Linked DNA regions of Homo sapiens: regions 1, 2 and 3 are each linked to region 4. The links are chromatin loops, found by intact Hi-C in ENCODE. Cell type or tissue: GM12878. All regions are shown on one strand. Region 1 overlaps LINC01655 (long intergenic non-protein coding RNA 1655). Region 2 has its middle 31 kb from the start of LINC02257. Region 3 overlaps LOC124904517 (a long non-coding RNA gene). Region 4 has its middle 36 kb from the start of DUSP10.

Evidence for each region. A loop is a pair of places that touch in the nucleus more often than their neighbours do. Peaks named below come from ENCODE experiments on the same cell type or tissue, not always from the same donor. Only the 100,000 strongest peaks of a DNase experiment are listed, where the experiment ranks them.
Region 1: it touches region 4 in a loop (5-fold over the local background); 6 of 110 quality-filtered maps call a loop at or near these places.
Region 2: a loop joins it to region 4, with 5 times the contacts of the local background. A loop is called at or near these places in 2 of 110 quality-filtered maps.
Region 3: a loop joins it to region 4, with 4 times the contacts of the local background. A loop is called at or near these places in 2 of 110 quality-filtered maps.

What each region holds. Positions count from the first base shown.
Region 1 is chr1:221,838,000-221,840,499 of GRCh38, forward strand. LINC01655 (long intergenic non-protein coding RNA 1655) reads right to left here. Exons shown (of 4, transcript NR_125989.1): 2 at 2,309-2,454. Among named protein-coding and RNA genes, the nearest start is that of LINC01655, 1.4 kb to the right of the region's middle. RefSeq lists enhancers at 1,352-2,500, 1,368-1,447, 1,818-1,867. In GM12878, a CTCF peak has its summit at 1,529; DNase peaks (open chromatin) are centred at 122, 1,455 and 2,032; H3K27ac peaks cover 1,476 bases.
Region 2 is chr1:222,008,336-222,010,835 of GRCh38, forward strand. No RefSeq gene overlaps it. Among named protein-coding and RNA genes, the nearest start is that of LINC02257, 31 kb to the left of the region's middle. RefSeq lists an enhancer at 663-1,195. In GM12878, a CTCF peak has its summit at 980; a DNase peak (open chromatin) is centred at 966.
Region 3 is chr1:221,877,080-221,879,579 of GRCh38, forward strand. All of the region lies in intron 2 of LOC124904517 (a long non-coding RNA gene), which reads left to right. Among named protein-coding and RNA genes, the nearest start is that of LINC01655, 38 kb to the left of the region's middle. In GM12878, no CTCF peak of the experiment used is centred here; a DNase peak (open chromatin) is centred at 1,232; H3K27ac peaks cover 204 bases.
Region 4 is chr1:221,776,370-221,778,869 of GRCh38, forward strand. No RefSeq gene overlaps it. Among named protein-coding and RNA genes, the nearest start is that of DUSP10, 36 kb to the left of the region's middle. RefSeq lists enhancers at 1,201-1,290, 1,361-1,410, 1,441-1,490. In GM12878, no CTCF peak of the experiment used is centred here; DNase peaks (open chromatin) are centred at 602, 1,162, 1,552 and 2,322; H3K4me3 peaks cover 1,691 bases; H3K27ac peaks cover 2,500 bases.

The DNA.
Region 1 (2,500 bases), 62 kb after region 4:
ACCAAGGCGGTCTGACTTCAGAGCCTGTGCCCTGAACCACAAAACCATGCTGCCTCTCTGAGTATGAAGAGTTTCTATACTTAAGTTTGCGCCTCTGTTTCCTTTCGTTATTCATTTTTTATCAACAGACATTCAGAGTGTCAAGCGCTGGTGGCGAGAAGCTGAATAAGACTGCTTCTCCTTTCGAGCAGGAACATGGGAGGTCTACAGAACAGGGGAGTGACAGATCCCTGCAATATATGTGAGAGGCAGAATAGGAGGTAGGAATAAAGTGCCCTGGAAAGACAGAGCAGGAAGAGACATTTCAGGAAGTTTTTGGAAAACTTCCTGGATGAGGTCACAGTTAAGCCTGTCAAATAGCAGGTACTTAATAGGTCTTTTGAATGAATGGCAATAGAAATTCATCAAGAAGAGAAAATGATGATAAATAAAAGAAACACCAAGGGCAGATAGTGGCTCTTGACTTTGTTCCCCATTTTGAGACCCCATTTGTGTATAGCAGGTGGGCAGCAGAATGGGAGTTCTTGAGATTTAACTCTCGTGAGGTTCCCTGGGTCCCTGTGTGCCTGAGTCAGGACCTAAATGTGGCTGAGAGTCCAGCTCACCGGTGGAGGGGAGGAAAGGTTCCTTTTCTTTGCACATCCATCGCTAGGTTCATGGGTAAGGTGCCCCTTACGAAAGACAGATTTACAAGAGAAAGGTATACAAATGTATTAATGTAAGTTTTATGTGGATGGAAGCCTTTGGAAACGAAGACCCAAAGAAAGAGAGAAGCTTGTTTATTTTTATGCTTGGGTTGATGAAGAGTGGATAGTCATGGAGAAATATGATTGGAGGACAAAAAGGTGTGATCTGATGGTAACAACCTTGGGGGAACTTAGCAAGACCTCCTTGTTCAGATTCTTCCTGGCCTCTGTGTCTTTGAGGATAAGGATGTTCCTTTCCTCTAGGTATAGAGATGGCACCTTTTTTTTTTTTTGAGACTGAGTCTCTTTCTGTCACCCAGGCTGGAGTGCAGTGGTGTGATCTCAGCTCACTTCAACCTCTGCCTCCCGGGTTCAAGTGATTCTCCTGCCTCAGCCTCCCAAGTAGCTGGGACTACAGGTGTGTGCCACCACGCCTGGCTAATTTTTTGTGTTTTTAGTAGAGACAGGGGTTTCACCTTGTTAGCCAGGATGGTCTCGATCTCCTGACCTCATGATCTGCCCACCTCGGCCTCCCAAAGCGCTGGGATTACAGGCATGAGCCACTGCACCCGGCCTGAAGGCACCTCTTGAATGAGGATCTTGTGGTCTCTTTCAGGTGGTCAGAAAATTCTGTCTAGGTTTGATAGTCTGCTTTAGGGGAGAAGGGCAAGAGGAGGTCAGAGAGTGTCCTTACTGCTTCTGCTGTTTTCTAAAATGCCAAGGGGCCATATTTTGGAGCAGCCTGTCCTGAACTCCAACAGCAAAGGTAGAACAGGGCAGAGTGATAGCCTGGTCAGGAAGTGAATGAATGGGACTCACAGCCACACTGATTGTCTCTAGTGACACCAAGAGCTCAGGTGAGGCTAAATCAGCCAGGAACCCCCAGGGGCCCAAAGAGGATGGTCAGGAGTAGGAGGAAGACATCACAAGTCATAGAAAAGAGATAGGAGGGCCGTTTTCTCTGCATATGCCAGTTATAACAGTTGAATTTGCACTCCCCAGTACTCCTAGAGACTCTAACATTGTGAGAAAGCCAATTCTTTCAGAATGTGGAAGACTCGTCAGTTGGACCTGCCAAATCCACCTGTATACTTTGCTATAGTATCAGAAATGATTCTTTTTTATTTTCTCTCTCCCCAAGGACCAAGATGGATTTCCAGCCTGGATGTTTTGGCGGGGATTCTACCCAGCGGTGGGGGGAAGAACCACGTGCCCTTCCAACCTTGCGTCAGCAATCCCATGAGGCCCGCCATGAGTCACTGCCAGTGGCCCAGACTCAGTTGTGTGGAGTCTCACACCCTGGGGCGAAACTAGCTAAGTTCATGGGTCTTTCCTGTCTGTGTTCTCAGTGACTCACCCGAAACAGATAATAACAGTGAGGTTGGGCACACCATGTGACTGGTGCCAGCCAGAACAGGTCATGCTGTTAACCCTTGGATCCCAGGCCACCAACTGCTGACTCCCAGGCCCTGGGACAGGCCCATGACACACTTGAGTGGTATCTCCTTCCTATCTCTCTGGGATACTTGGTCAAGGTTTCAGTTTTGGAAATATGACCTTCCCTTGTAAAGGATCTCAAACTTGGGGTGGTTACTGATAGAGACTGCATCAATAACTATTACCCAGGAGGGGCCCATTGTCCTAAAACACCACCAGAGCACAAGTGAGGAGTTTTCATTCATCAAATTGGGTGTTCTTCAAAGTTTGCCAAGGTGCAGATCCTGACCCCTTTCCTGGTTCTTTCCATCAGTTGGGTGATTCCCAAAGTCTGGGGAAAGAAAGAGAAAGGAGGAATTTAAGAATGGAACAGATGA
Region 2 (2,500 bases), 230 kb after region 4:
CAAAGTTTGAAATGTTTTTTCACATGGAAAAATTAGAAATAATTTTATTGTTTGCTTTGTAATTAAATTGATTCCTTTACAACTTTGTGGAAAGTTTTTACATTGAAAATCTCTGCCGGGTGCGGTGGCTCATGCCTATAATCCCAGCATTTTGGGAGCCCGAGACGAGCGGATCACTCGAAGCCAGGAGTTCGAGACCAGTCTGGCCAACATGGCAAAACCCCATCTCTACTAAAAATACAAAAAAATAGCCAGGCGTGGTGGTGGGCACCTGTAGCCCCAGCTACTCAGAGGCTGAGGCACGAGAATGGCTTAAACCCGGGAGGGAGGCAGAGGTTGCAGTGAGCTGAGATTGCACCACTGCTCTACAGCCTGGGCAACAGAGCAGGACTCCTCAAAAAAAAAAAAAAAAAAAAAAAAAAAGAAAAGAAAAGAAAAGAAAGAAAGAAAAAAAGAAAAAGAAAACTGGGTGCGGTAGCTCAGGCCTGTAATCCCAGCACTTTGGGAGGCCGAGGCAGGCAGATCACGAGGTCAGGAGTTCCACACCAGCCTTGCCAACATGGTGAAACCCCATCTCTACTAAAAAATACAAAAATTAGCTGGGTATGGTGGCGGGCGCTTGTAATCCCAGCTACTTGGGGGGCTGAGGCAGGAGAATCGCTTGAACCTGGGAGGGGGAGGTTGCAGTGACCCGAGATCGCGCCATTGCACTCCAGCCTGGGCGACAGAGTGAGACTTCGTCTCCAAAAAAGAAAAAAAAGAAAGAAAGAAAGAAAGAAAGGACCTCTACAGATGAGTTTCCCATAGACAGGACTGGAGGGAATTTAATGCCTTATGCTGTTTCCCTTTGATAAGCAGCCCCTGCAGGCCCCCTGAGTGATCTCCAGTTCCTAAAGCCACAGGTGTTCTCATCTATTCTAGAGAAACTGCAGGAGCATAGTGAATTAAAATGGTTTCACTTTTGCTCACGGGAGCCACCTACTGTGTCACTTTTACATTGTCCACATCCAACCCAGGTAAAGATAGGCTTTTTGGGGGAGCTAGGGGTATGATATTTTTAATAATTCAAAATTCTTAGAATATTAAATGTGTCCATGACTTTAAGAAAGGGGTTCTTTCTATCTGCAGTATAATTTCTGAAAAAAAAATGATTTGACTAGATATGTAAAATGCCAGAAGGCACTAGTAACTAAAAATCTAGCCAAGATAAAGTATCTTTTCAACGATTTTGTAAGTCAATGCACTGGGGAGAAGAAGGAGATGAAAGCCATCCAAAATGGGCCATGTCCTTCCATTTCACATTCAGAATCAGCTCTACTGCTGAGACCCCTATATGTAACATTTATCCTGTTATTTGGAAAATGGTATGGTGTGTTTGAAGACCACCCTCCAGGCAGTCTGAAACTCCAGACTGGAGGCTCAGCTCAAACCAACCATCACAAATTATATGACTGCACAAATCAATTTCTCTCTCTTAACTTCAGTTCAAACATCTTAAATGTGAGTGCAGTAGACTAAATCAGAGGCCTCAGAACTTCTTGTTTAATACGGATAGAACACAAGTATATGAAAAGAGATAAAACTGGATTGGACCCAGAGCAATCCTAAGGAACCCCAGGGCTCTGTGTGACTCAGTTTCCAAACCGCTAGATCAAGAGATTCCAAAGACATTCTCTAGCTCTAATAGTCTATGATTCAACATTGAAAATATTAAAAAAAAAAAAAAAAACCCAGAACGCTATGTCTCCATCTATATAATATGTCCCAGAGGTTTAGCTCTGAGGAAATTGGTCCAAGTTGCATCACTGGAAGAAGAAGAGAAAAAGAAAATAATGAAAAAAGAAAAATTGACTTCGCTCTAATGAACTCAAACAGGAGCTGGTTAGTATTTCTGAATCTTTGCCAGGGCTTCAGCCTCCCCTCTGAAAAAGTACATGTGGGGAACACAGAGCCCCATCAAATGAAAAGAGATGGAGTGCACAAGAGGACTTTCCAAAAGAAAAGCTCTTCTCCTTGAACTCTGCAGGATCCATTTGCACTACTGGACATTTCTGACACTGGAGAGAAAAAATGCTTAGTAGGAACCCTCTGTCCTCATAACAGGTTTCTCCTGTTTGTTGCTTTGTGAACTAATGTAAATCAAATAAAGCAATGTACTCAAACCACAGTGGACCTGAGTGTATAAATGAGGAACAGGTGGTGATTAAGTGTATAGTGTCATTTCTATTTTGTGACGTTAATGGATCACAAAAGCACTATAGTCCACATGGCAGGAGTGGTCACAGCCACCCCACATACTCTTCTTCTAAATGTGATCTCCAAACCTCCTTCCCTTCTCATCTCCCACTCAGTTCTGGGAAATGCAGAAAAATGTGTAATAGTTAGTGACAGAAAGAGCCACTGACCTAAATACATGGTGGGTCATTTATTATGCATGGCTTCTGATCAAGGAATTAGAGAGTTTTCATTCAATCTTTATTTTCAGCCACTCAAGTTCCAT
Region 3 (2,500 bases), 100 kb after region 4:
GGATGTTATTGTAAACAATCAGGGTATTTCCCTGACTGGTGAATGCTCACTGAAATGTTTGCCTCTGCTGTGGATATGCAGAGCATGCTTTCTCCAGACATCTTTCTCCTTTTAGCTTCATAGGAGATTTAGGCGGCATGAGAAAGATGTGGTAGTATAGATGCATCAGTGTAAATACAAAAGTAATAGAAATGCATCCATATAAATATAAAAGTACCTGACTGCAGCACCCATTAGGAAAGAAGAGAGGAGGGCAAGGGAAAGAAGAGCTCTACCCTGAGAAACCAGGGGCTGTTAAGATGCGGTGTGCTGGCTGGGGTCTCGTGAGGAATGGCAGTTTGGCAGACCACTTTATCTCCTTCCTTCCTTCCTTCCTGGGGCCAACATGAGTCTTATTTATAACTTAGCTCTGAGTCCCTTCATGTTAAATCAGTAACTGAGTAGGCTGCAGGGCTAAGAGTGGAAAGTAGCTTTCTAGACATCTAGATTACAAAGCTGTGTGGTGCAACAGAAAGAGCCCTAAACAAGGGGCCAGAAACTGGGAGCCAGTCCTCATTCAGGCTCCTGATCTGTCATGGATTGGTTGTGTCTCCATTGTAAGTCATGTAGCATGAGTTAGGGTGTTTACATCCACCTACCTTAGGAGAGGCTGTAATAAGATAACTCTAATAAGATATATTATAATATATAATAAGTATATATATAGTTATCTTATTAGAGTTATCCATATATATATATATATAGAGAGAGAGAGAGAGACAGAGAGATGTTGGGCTATATATATATATATATATATATAGAGAGAGAGAGAGAGAGAGATATCAATTATACACTGATATATCTATCTATATCTTATTAGCATCTAATACATATAAATACACATACCTACATATAAATGCACCATGGAGAGTATACAAAGTATATGAGAGTTATTAGAGATGTAATTGTCTATGAGAATCCATGCTGACCAGACAGAACTCTGGGTCCAGGGCCATGAGGTGAAGGAGGGCATTGGGGCTCATTACTACAGCATCTGCAGAGAAGCCAGGCATTTGTGCTGGAGGTAATCAGGGCAGAACTTTATTACCCCAGTAAAAGATGCAATATTAATAGCCAAAAAATACTTTTAAGGAAATTGATTTATTGAGTCCATATAAGGTATTTGGAGGATGAAGGTACCTGAAACCATTCATATGAGGAACATATGAACAATGATGTGTAGCCTGAAAAAGGGAAGAAGGGAAAGATAACCAGAGGCTGTCTTTAAACATGACTCATGTCATATAGAAGAAGAATTTGACTCAGCTAGCCACAAAGAGAAACTAAAGATCAATGGCAGAAATTACAAGTGTGCTGATTTTTCTCATTTATTAATTTATTTTTTTCATCTATCTAAAATAGCAATTAAGCAGGCAAGCTCAAAGCTACACACTTGCATTAAATCCCTACATTGTCATTAGCTAGCATGTGATCTTAGGCAATTCGTTTAGTCTCTGAGTCTCTTTTCGTTCAATTCTGTTAAAATAGAGATTAAAAATAATACTTATCACAAAGGGCTATTTTGAGAATTAAATGAGTCAATGCAGGGATGGCTATTGGTATAGGGTTTGGCATATACTAAGCACACAATAACTGTTAGCTATTATCATTCAATAAGCACTTACTATGTGCCAGATTCTATACTAGATGTTGGGCTGACAAAGGTAAATAGGGCACAGTCACTCTCCAAGAACTTTCTAATCTGAAAGTGAATCAATATCTACAAGAATAATCCTGAGATAGAAATGTCTGCCTCTGGAGAAGCATCTGTTTCCCATGAGCAGCTGTTCTCACACAAAGGCTGATCAACTGCTTGGGAAGATGGAACAGAAGGAACTCAAGCTTCAGAAAGTTTCTTGGATTGGATCATCTTTAAGATGTCTCCTAACCCAAAAGTCTCTAACTCTAAATTTCTTCCCAGAGACAGTGAATATCTATGTTCCAATTCATAGTCAGATAATAGGGTAGGGGGATGGAGAGCAGCTTAGCCCTCCACTGAAGTCCAAGTCGAAGCCTGATAGGGGAGCAGAGCTTGTGTGCCTGACCATGCTGCAATCACTAAGTCTTGTCCTGAACTTTGGTCCCGTGTCTCAAGGCAGTGACCTCCCTGTCAGGCAGGGGCCAGCCACAACTCCTTTTATTGTGGTGAGTACATGAGGGGCTGCGAGAGCCTCTGAAATGGTCTTGACCCTGTCTACAATATTTCATACCTGCCACTCATTGAGGTTTTGTTTACTCTAAAATTATGGGGAGGGTGACATTGTGCTTGGAGCATTTGATGAATATGTTCCCTGAATCCTCACCCAACAAAAATTCACTTTGAAAAGAGAGCCTGAATTTAGGAATGTGTCTTGATTACGGGTTGCAGGCTGGCTTGCACTTTTGCCTCTTCTCTGTGATCCTTCCTTGGAAGCTATGACCAACAGCGTAACACTGACTTAGACCAGCAAGAAAACTGTTC
Region 4 (2,500 bases):
GCTTATCCACTCGTCTATTGATGGACATCTGGATTGTTTCCAGTGTTTAACCATCATGAATAAAGATGCTATGCACATTGGTTTACAAATTTTAGGTGTGAACATAAATTTTTACTGGAGAAAGTTTTTTTTTTTTTCTTAAGTGAAAGCAAGTTTGTTAAGAAAGTAAAGGAATAAACAATGGCTACTCCATAGGCAGAGTAGCCCTGAGGGCTTCTGGTTGCCCGTTTTTATGGTTGTTTCCTGATTATAGGCTAAACAAGGAATGGATTATTCACAAGTCTTCCAGGAAAGAGGTGGACAATTCCCAGAACTGAGGGTTCCTCCCCATTTTAGATCATACAGGGTAACTTCCTGATGTTGCCATGGCATCTGTAATTTGTCATGGCGCTAGTGGGTGTGTAGCAGTGAGAACAACCTGAGACAGTTTTGACCCTTAAACAAAGTGGGTGATATGGCTGTCAGCAAGAGAAAGGCAGGTAGGCAGGACTTCTGGGAGGAACAGCCACCTGCTCAGGAAGAAACCCTTCCACCCCAGCTCTTCCACTACCTGTGCAACCACCAGCAAATCACGAGATATCTCAGATCCACGTCTGCAAAACGGACATAAATCTTAGCCACATTGACCTCACACTTCCTTTTTTTTTGTGTTTCATATGGGATAATTAGCATAAAGCTGTTTTCAAAGGAAAAATACTACACAAAGACCCAACAGGATAGTTGTTCTTATCACATCACTGTCATTTTGGCAATTCTTGAAATTGCCAGTACCTAGTGAGCTAATGACCTTCTCACTCAGAACCAGGGAAGGAGAATCACACTCAGGCCTTTCTCTCTGGTGCCTGAAAAGATTTTCAGTACAGTAGAGATGTGATCTCATTGTGACTCTCAGAAGCTGTGCTTAGGCTTTCAGTCAATAGGCAACCTCTTTGGGGATAAAAGAACCATCTTATTCACAATGGCTTGCTGTACAAAAAAAATTAGAATAAAAGAATTATTTAATTCGTTGATTTATTCACTACTTTTTAGCATTTATGATGTGCTCAGCAGTGAGTTGTGTGCTTATAGAGGGTGGTGGAATGAGCGGCGGTAATATAAGAAAGTACTTGAAATTTGATGCTGCTTTTAGGGGAAGCCAATGTGGCCACTTCTGCTTTCTTATTGACTATTGGAAATGTAGTACAGTACTAGTAATTGTACTCTGGAATGGGCCAGTGGAAGCCAATTCGGAAAAAGCGGTCCAAGGAAGACTATAATGCTTGGAAGGAGAAGGGGAAAATGACAGAGGAAAAGAAGAGAAAAGATGGAGAGAGAGAAAGAGAAGAGAGAAAAAAGAAATTATAACTTCTTCCACCTTTAAGGAAGTGATGAGCCCACATATAGCCCAGGTGATTTTGAGCTAAATATAAAGCTTGTGAATTCCCCCCAGTGCCCAATTTGGCCCCTAGAGGTGGAGACAAGTTCAGTGGCCACAAAACCAGAGACTCTAAGTTCATAGAAGGGAGGAGAGAATGGTAGATGTGTGGGAGCAGGGAATTTACCTGCTTCCTGTTTCGGCCCCTTTTGCTAAAGTGAAATGCTGTGGTTTTGCTGGTTATACTTGTTAATACAATTCCCTCCCCTTGCAGGATATGTGTGTGGTAACGGCACCATCTGGGTTAGCGAAATAGATACTCCGAGGTATAACACACTAAACACAGCAGGATGTTTATAAAATTCTTAATCTGGGCCCTTTGGACCACCAAGAATAGACATAGAGATTATACAAGCAAATTACTAAATCAGGCTGAAACCAGACATATAAGCATTTTCATAAATACTTAAAAATTTACCTATACCACGAGAGGCCAACTCTCAGACCATTCTCTGAGAAATACTAGACCACCCTGAGATGCTGGTACCTTAAGCACACATTGTCTCTTCTTGTTATGTGGTCATCACCACCAGGATATCCGCCCCTCTCCTGCCCTGAACATCTAGAGCAATTTGGCTGGGCACAGTGTTCTTTCCAGAACATTTGATTGCTATACTTACATAAGGAGAAAACTCTATTTTCATTTGAAGACTTCAGACCTCCTTCACAAAGTGATACTGCAGTGAGGAAAAAATGCAAACTGAGGAGCCACGAAAGCTTGCAGCTGAAACAGTGGGGTCTTAGACAAATGATTTTGCCTCCTCATCTGTACCACAATAATAAGAAAGTTCATCCGACAGAAGTATTTGAAAAAAGCATCTGCTTTCATGTCTGGCACATAGTAGGCATTCCAAGAAGGCTAGTAGCTCTTACCCACGCCCCTTTTGAGGTGATTTTCGCTTACAACCAAGCCAGAAGGAAGTCATAAAGCTCACGGGCCTTACATAGAGAGGAAGCATCAGAGAGTTCTCACTCACAGCCCTCACTGCTCAGTGCAGGAGCCGCCCCAGTTGACAGGACTCACTTCCTCTGTCTACACTCCCAAACCTTCTGTGCCCAGCAGTGTGTGCACATCTGTCTACACTG